Linked DNA regions of Homo sapiens: region 2 is linked to region 1. Evidence: chromatin contacts called from ENCODE Hi-C or POLR2A ChIA-PET data. All regions are on one chromosome and are shown on one strand. Each heading gives the region's core, a stretch centred on a gene start or an enhancer-like site at or near the end of the contact. The rest is flanking DNA. Distances are from core to core; before and after follow the strand shown. Region 1 overlaps CDC42BPA (CDC42 binding protein kinase alpha). Region 2 holds the start of GUK1 (guanylate kinase 1).

What was found. A loop is a pair of places that touch in the nucleus more often than their neighbours do. ChIA-PET counts read pairs that join two places held with the same protein, here RNA polymerase II (POLR2A). Pooled maps may share reads with other maps.
Region 2: a pooled map shows a loop between it and region 1 (6-fold over the local background). The contact joins the promoter of GUK1 here to the enhancer-like site in region 1. A Hi-C loop is called at or near these places in 1 of 50 pooled maps. POLR2A ChIA-PET finds 5 or more read pairs at or near these places in 2 of 52 experiments (A673 and MCF 10A).

What each region holds. Positions count from the first base shown.
Region 1 is chr1:226,993,336-226,996,514 of GRCh38, reverse strand. CDC42BPA (CDC42 binding protein kinase alpha) reads left to right here. Exons shown (of 37, transcript NM_001394014.1): 36 at 1,535-1,692; 37 at 2,116-3,179. The coding sequence ends at 2,247. Among named protein-coding and RNA genes, the nearest start is that of COQ8A, 55 kb to the right of the region's middle. RefSeq lists silencers at 1,700-1,846, 2,961-3,161 and an enhancer at 2,724-3,179. Within about 2 kb of position 1,719, at least 3 of the 41 ENCODE cell types and tissues checked have a DNase peak (open chromatin) inside an H3K27ac peak, as active enhancers do.
Region 2 is chr1:228,138,615-228,141,793 of GRCh38, reverse strand. It overlaps GUK1 (guanylate kinase 1), which reads right to left and starts at 1,515. Exons shown (of 8, transcript NM_001159390.2): 1 at 1,431-1,515. The coding sequence starts at 1,491. RefSeq lists a silencer at 929-1,488 and enhancers at 1,499-1,728, 1,839-1,888.

The sequences.
Region 1 (3,179 bases), core at 470-2,969:
ACTCCTATTCAACATAGTATTGGAAGTTCTGGCCAGGGCAACCAGACAAGAGAAGGAAATAAAGGGTATTCAGATAGGAAGAGAGGAAGTCAAATTGTCTCTGTCTGCAGGTGACATGATTGTATTAGAAAACCCCTTCATCTCAGTCCAAAATCTCCTTAAGCTGACAAGCAACTTCAGCAAAGTCTCAGGTTACAAAATCAATGTGCAAAAATGACAGGAGGACTTTTAAAGTTAAGTCAGAAACTCTGCAAATTGTTCTGGGATAGGGCTGGGCATTGGTGTTTGTCAAGCTCCATCATACGCTAAACAGTAAACCACCAGTGTTGCTGATCTGCAGTCAGTCAGTTCCAGTGTCGAGGAAATGCCAGCGAGCCTGTGACTGCAGCCCAGGGGCTTCGCAAAGAAGCTGAGGAAGGGAGGTGGAAGGGGGATTACCAAGGACAGAGTCTGCCCAGGCAGGCTCTTGTTCAGTTTATTTATGAACGCTTGTGTATTTTGGTGGTCATTAGATAAATGTGCTGCTTTAAACTATCATTTTTTGACATTTTTCACTGAATTCTTAATGTGAAAAACAATTGAGACATGTTAAACCCGCAAAAAGTTGAAACAAGCACAACCTGTACCTTAGAGTTGTGCTAAAACCTCAACACAGTCTTTTGGACCAATCATCCTAATACTGAAACTCAGCACGATGAAGGCATGTTTAAGCAAAAACCTTGTCATAGTAGGGAATGCTAAGAGCTTTAAATAGGTACTGACAATAGCCCCGAGATTCCCCAGGGTGTTCTGGGTCTTCCCTTTTCTTCCTGTGAATGCTGCTGGTCCACTGTTACCTACCCCAACTCTGAGAACAAAATAGAGAGTGAGTTTGAAGAAAACCTCACTTTTATTTTACATCTCAGGCTCTTTGCCCTGTGAAGTAAAAGTACTTTTATGTTTTCTTTATGGTTTTATGAAAATTTTCTAGAAGATAAGCGATATTTCTTCATTGAGTGGCATGGCCTCTCTCGGGATGGTACAACCGAGCTTCCTCATTTAGCGCATCTGTTTTGAGCCTGCCGTGTGCCATGTTCTGTGCTAGGCCCTGGAGAGGCAAAGACACCTCATCTATTGGGAGAATGACAGGCACATGATGATAACATGACTTCATAAATGCCATGAAAGAGATGTGTGAAAGATGGCTGGGAGCCGTCAGTGGCTGGGAAAGATGTGCAAGGCAGCACCAGGCAGGTGGAGACTTGAGGGATTCTGGGGAATTGTTAACAAGCAGGGCATTGGGGCAGATGGCACAGCCTAGAGAGTGCTCGCTCACCGGGAGTCCCCGTGGCTGGGGTGGACAGGAACAGCGAGTGAGATTGCTGGATTCGGGGTTGAGCTCAGGGCAAAGGTACTACAGTTGGACTTACTGCGCTTCAGGGGAGGAGTGGTCTGGGGCCTGCAAAGGATGGCCTGTCAGCTCAGCAGTCTGTGTGCTTTCTAGAGTATTGTCCCCTCTGCATATGTAAAATTTTGCCTGCATGATGTACTGTAGGGTCATCCGCACAGAATGGCAGCGCATTAAAGAGGGAATTCTCTGGAGGAAGCTACAGTGCCAAGCGGCAGCCCATGCCCTCCCCGTCAGAGGGCTCTTTGTCCTCTGGAGGCATGGACCAAGGAAGTGATGCCCCAGCGAGGGACTTTGACGGAGAGGTGAGTGGGCAGGGTTCCGGAGACGTCATGTATCAGAAAGACTAGGGCATCTTCCCAGGCAATCCCACCACCTTGGGATTGGCCTCAGCTGCAGCAGGGTTCGGGGTCAGGGGCCAGCATTCACTCTTGGCCAGCGGGCAGCTAGGCCAGTCACTCGGGCTGCAAACTGCAGTTTTCCCAGAGGCATTCAGACTTCTGGCTTTTGTGTGAAAATACCATCATCTGTAAAGGCCTACAGAAAGGACGGAGCTTGTATGTTCCGTGCCTCTTCCTCAGCTCATAGAAGGGGCTTTATACCGACAGTGAGGCCGCCCCATGGGGTTATTTGGTCAGGGTGGCTGGAGGGGGCGGTGGTAATCTGAGCCCCTTCTGCCTCCCTTTCTCCCCCTCCTTCTCATTAATGTTTTACTTTGGGCCTTACAGGACTCTGACTCTCCGAGGCATTCCACAGCTTCCAACAGTTCCAACCTAAGCAGCCCCCCAAGCCCAGCTTCACCCCGAAAAACCAAGAGCCTCTCCCTGGAGAGCACTGACCGCGGGAGCTGGGACCCGTGAGCTGCCTCAGCACTGGGACCTCTCGCTCTCCGCTCCCTGCCACTCGCCTCCTCTCACTTTCATCTCTTCCCTCCACCTCGCCTGCTCGGCCTGAAAGCCACCAGGGGCTGGCAGCAGTAGCAGGACAGGGATTCAGGAGTTCTGACGACACGACTCTCAGATCCACGCCCCCAGCCTAACAGCAACAACAAAGACAGACTTTCCGTAGCAGCTTAGATTAACGTTGATTTCATTCCATGCACTTAGAGTTGCTTTCAGTAACATTTTACCCCTACTCCCAAAGGTAGCTTAAATAGACAGATTACACAAATGTAAGTGATAAGAATAAGATTAGACAGATTTTGCTTTCACAGTAGAGTCTCATTATAGTCCTAAAATAGCTCATGGGCTTCTCCGCATCCAGAAGGGAGAATTGGTCCCTGGAGTGGCTCACTAAGCTCTTAATCAGCAAACGCAGTGAGTATCAACCTGATTGTTGCCAGGAAATCCTTATGAATTAAAACAATGCATATTTTACTACAGTACAGAGTTTAAATGAATACATAAATGTAGAAGTACTGAATGTATATATTTAAAAGGAGCCTCTTGTATTCAACAAAAGATGGATGCATATATAAGAGAGATGATTTAATTTAAAGAAATATGTTGTTTCTTGTCTGTAATGTAATGTAAAGGGTGGAAAGGCCTCAAGCTCACATTTGTAGAGAGAGAGCGAGAGAAATCAGAGTTCCCTTTATTGCCCTGTCCTCAAACTGGTCATAGGCTCTAGTCACCTGGGGAGCTGTAGAAAACACTTGCAGAGCCAGGTTTTGCTGGTTTGGGGCATGCCCTGGGCACCAGAGCTTTAACATTTGAAGCCACTTCAGCAGCAGCAGCAAAAGGCGAACTCATCTCTACCCAAGATGTTTCTTTTCCTAGTGGTGGAATTTGAA
Region 2 (3,179 bases), core at 266-2,765, 1.1 Mb before region 1:
GGAAGGTCTCCTGGGAGCCGCCGGCGCAGATCCATGTTCCGGAATGGTCTCTGCCAGAACGCTCCCTGGACTGGGCTCCCATGCTGCCCCAGCAGCCGCTTTCCTGGAAAGGCACTCCCTGCTGTGGCGGCATAATCTCCTCCTTCTGGCTTCCAGCCATCCTAAGGACTGAACAGAGTCACCACCTTGCCCCCGGCCCACTGTTCGAGGAGATGCTAACAGAGGGCTTGACCTTCTGAGAACCGAGAGAATTCAGCCCCCGCCTGGCCTCTCGTAAGACACAAACCACCAGACGTGGGCCTGGGCTCTGGGCTGGGCCAGGTGGATGAAGGGGAGGCTGGTGGTCCAGGCGGCTGCTCTTGGCTGCAGGGTTTCTGGGCACACATCCGGGTAGCACGCATCCTGGCCTTCAGCAACCTCGTTTTAAATGGGACCACACCAGGAGCAGCCAGGGCGCTTTCATTTTCACTTTCTTTCCCCGGGGGGGACAGGAACATTCCTTTACCTCCTGAGGAAATCGGGCTCTTCCAGAGCCACAGAGGAGTGAAGGCCCCAGCCCTTCACGATGCTGCGCGGCTATGTTTGGGTCTGTCCATCAGGGAGAAAGAAAAACCGGCCGAGTCTTGCACAGGGTCCTCGACAGCAACCCCAGGTAAAGAGCAGAGCAAGCCTGAGACAGGAAGGGGCCATGAGCCCAAAGACAGCAGAGCAGGACCCAGCCCGGGGCCTCAGGACCGACCTCTTTCATGCAAAGACGAAACCGAGGCCCACCACACGCAGGGTCAAAATCAACTTTGAGGCACCTGCTTCCCACACCAGTCCTTACTGGGGCATACTTCTAAGGCGACGCTCAAGAATGGCAGCAGGGCAGCTTCAAGAACCCCAACCCGGACTCTGGCTTTGGAGAATCCGAACCCCAAATGCCACACCCATGCGTCGGGAAGGCCTGCTGTTTCCCCAAGTCCCCGTCTCTGCGCCGTGCCGCGGAGTAGGCAGAATCCTGGGAGCCCCGGAATAGCCGGCTCCATCCGCCCAGGACCCCAAGGCTTGCAGGGTGAGGTGGGAACCGGAGCGCACACCGCGCCGGGCCAGCGGTAGGGACTCCCAGCTGCTCTCTTTGGCGGCGCGCCCAGGTGTCGGGAAGACACCGAGCGCTCCTATACGCCCGGGGAGCAGCTCGACACTGCGATAACTGCCGGCCTGCCCAGCTCCTGAGGAGCGCCCCGCCCTCCGGGACCCGGGCTCCGCTGCGTTGCCAGCCCGTCCGCCCTCCAGAGCTCCCCCGTTCTCAGGGCCCACAGTTGAATGCGGCACAGGGCGTCTCGGCTAGGAGGAGATCCGGAGGCGGCGTGGACTGGGCGACCGCAAAGCGCAGGGACCGCTGCCGCCTCGACCCGAGTCACCCTCGCGATCGCGCTTGTCGTACTCACCGTCCGGTGGGGCCCGGCCCAGGGCGGCCGCAGCCAGCCCGGCCAGCGGGCGCCGCAGCATCCGGGGCCACCTCTTCCGCCCACTGAACCTACGTGACAGCGCCGCACCGGCCCACCTCCGCCCGCGCGCGAGACTGACGTCATGAGGCGACTGCCCCGCCCATGTCTCACTCGTTCTTCCCCGCCCCTTAGGGAAGTACTTACCTCAGTGCCTCGCTAGCCCCGCCTCCACCTGCGCTGGCCTGTCGCGACCGCAGGGGCGTTCAGCACAGCGCCCTCCCAGCCCGTCTTCTCCCGCTGCGTCACAGCGCCACGCCGGCCCGCCTCCACACAGCGCGAACTAACATCACGACCCGCCGGCCCCGCCCACGGCGTACTTGTCCCGCTTGTCACTCAGAGAAGTACCTCAGTGCAGCGCGGGCCCGGCTTTCATCTGCTACGTCACAGCGCTGCCTCAGCCCGCCTCCTCCCGCTTATGTCACAGCGCCGTTTCCGTCCTCCATCTACACTGCAGGGACCTAACTAACGAACGACTCCGCTAGCCCGTTCCAAACCGGCCACTCTCCAAAAACCATTAATTGGGGAATGTGGCCGGGCGCGTGGTTCACGTCTGTGATCCCAGCTCTTTGGGAGTCCGAGCCGGGAGGACCGCTTGAGGCCAGGAATTGGAGACCAGCCTGGGGATCATAGGGAAACCCCTTCTGTACCAAAAAATTTAAAAACTTTTTTGTGCCTGTAGTCCTTGCTACTCGGGAGGCTGACGTGGGACGGTCGCTTGAGCCTGGGCAGTCGAGGCTGCAGTGAGCGGTGTTCGTGTCACTGCACTCCAGTCTGTGTGACAGAGCGAGACCCTATTTCTTTCTTTTTTTATTTTTTGAGACGGAGTTTCGCTCTTGTCACCCAGGCTGGAGTTCAGTGACGCCATCTCTGCTCACTGCAACCTGGGCCTCCTAGGTTCAAGCGATTCTCCTGCCTCAGCCTCCCGAGTAGCTGGGATTACAGGCGCCCGCCACCACGCCCAGCTAATTTTTGTATTTTTAGTAGAGACAGGGTTTCACCATGTTGGCCAGGCTGGTCTTGAACTCCTAACCTCAGGTAATCCACCAACCTTGGCCTCCCAAAGTGCTGGGATTACAGGCGTGAGCCACTGCACCTGGCCACGGGACTCTATTTCTAAAAATTATTTTAAATTTTTAAAAAAGATTTATTGAAGGCTGGGTGCAGTGGCTCACACCTGTAATGCCAGCACTTTGGGAGTCCGAGGCAGGCAGATCACCTGAGGCCAGGAGTTTGGGACTAGCCTGGCCAAAATGGTGAAACTCTGTCTCTACTAAAAATACAAAATCAGCTGGGTGTGGTCGTGGGCCCCTGTAATTCCAGCTACTGGGGTGGCTGAGGCAGGAGGATCACTTGAACCTGGGAGGTGGAGGTTGCAGTGAGCCGAGATCAAGCCACGGCACTCCAGCCTAGACGACAGAATGAGACTCCGTCTCAAAAAAAAAAAAAAAAAGTATTGAATGTGAACTGCAGGAGAGCAAGAAAAAAAGTAAAACTTTAAAAAATACAACTTCAAAAAAATGTGTTGGGGCTGGGCACCATGGCTCATGCCTGCAGTCCCAGCACTTTTGGAGGCCAAGGCGGATGGATCACTTGCCCCGGAGTTGGAGACCAGCCTGGGCAACATGGCAAAGCCTTGTCTCTATTTTTTTTAAATACTAATAATAAAACAGTTTGTTGGACAAGGGATTG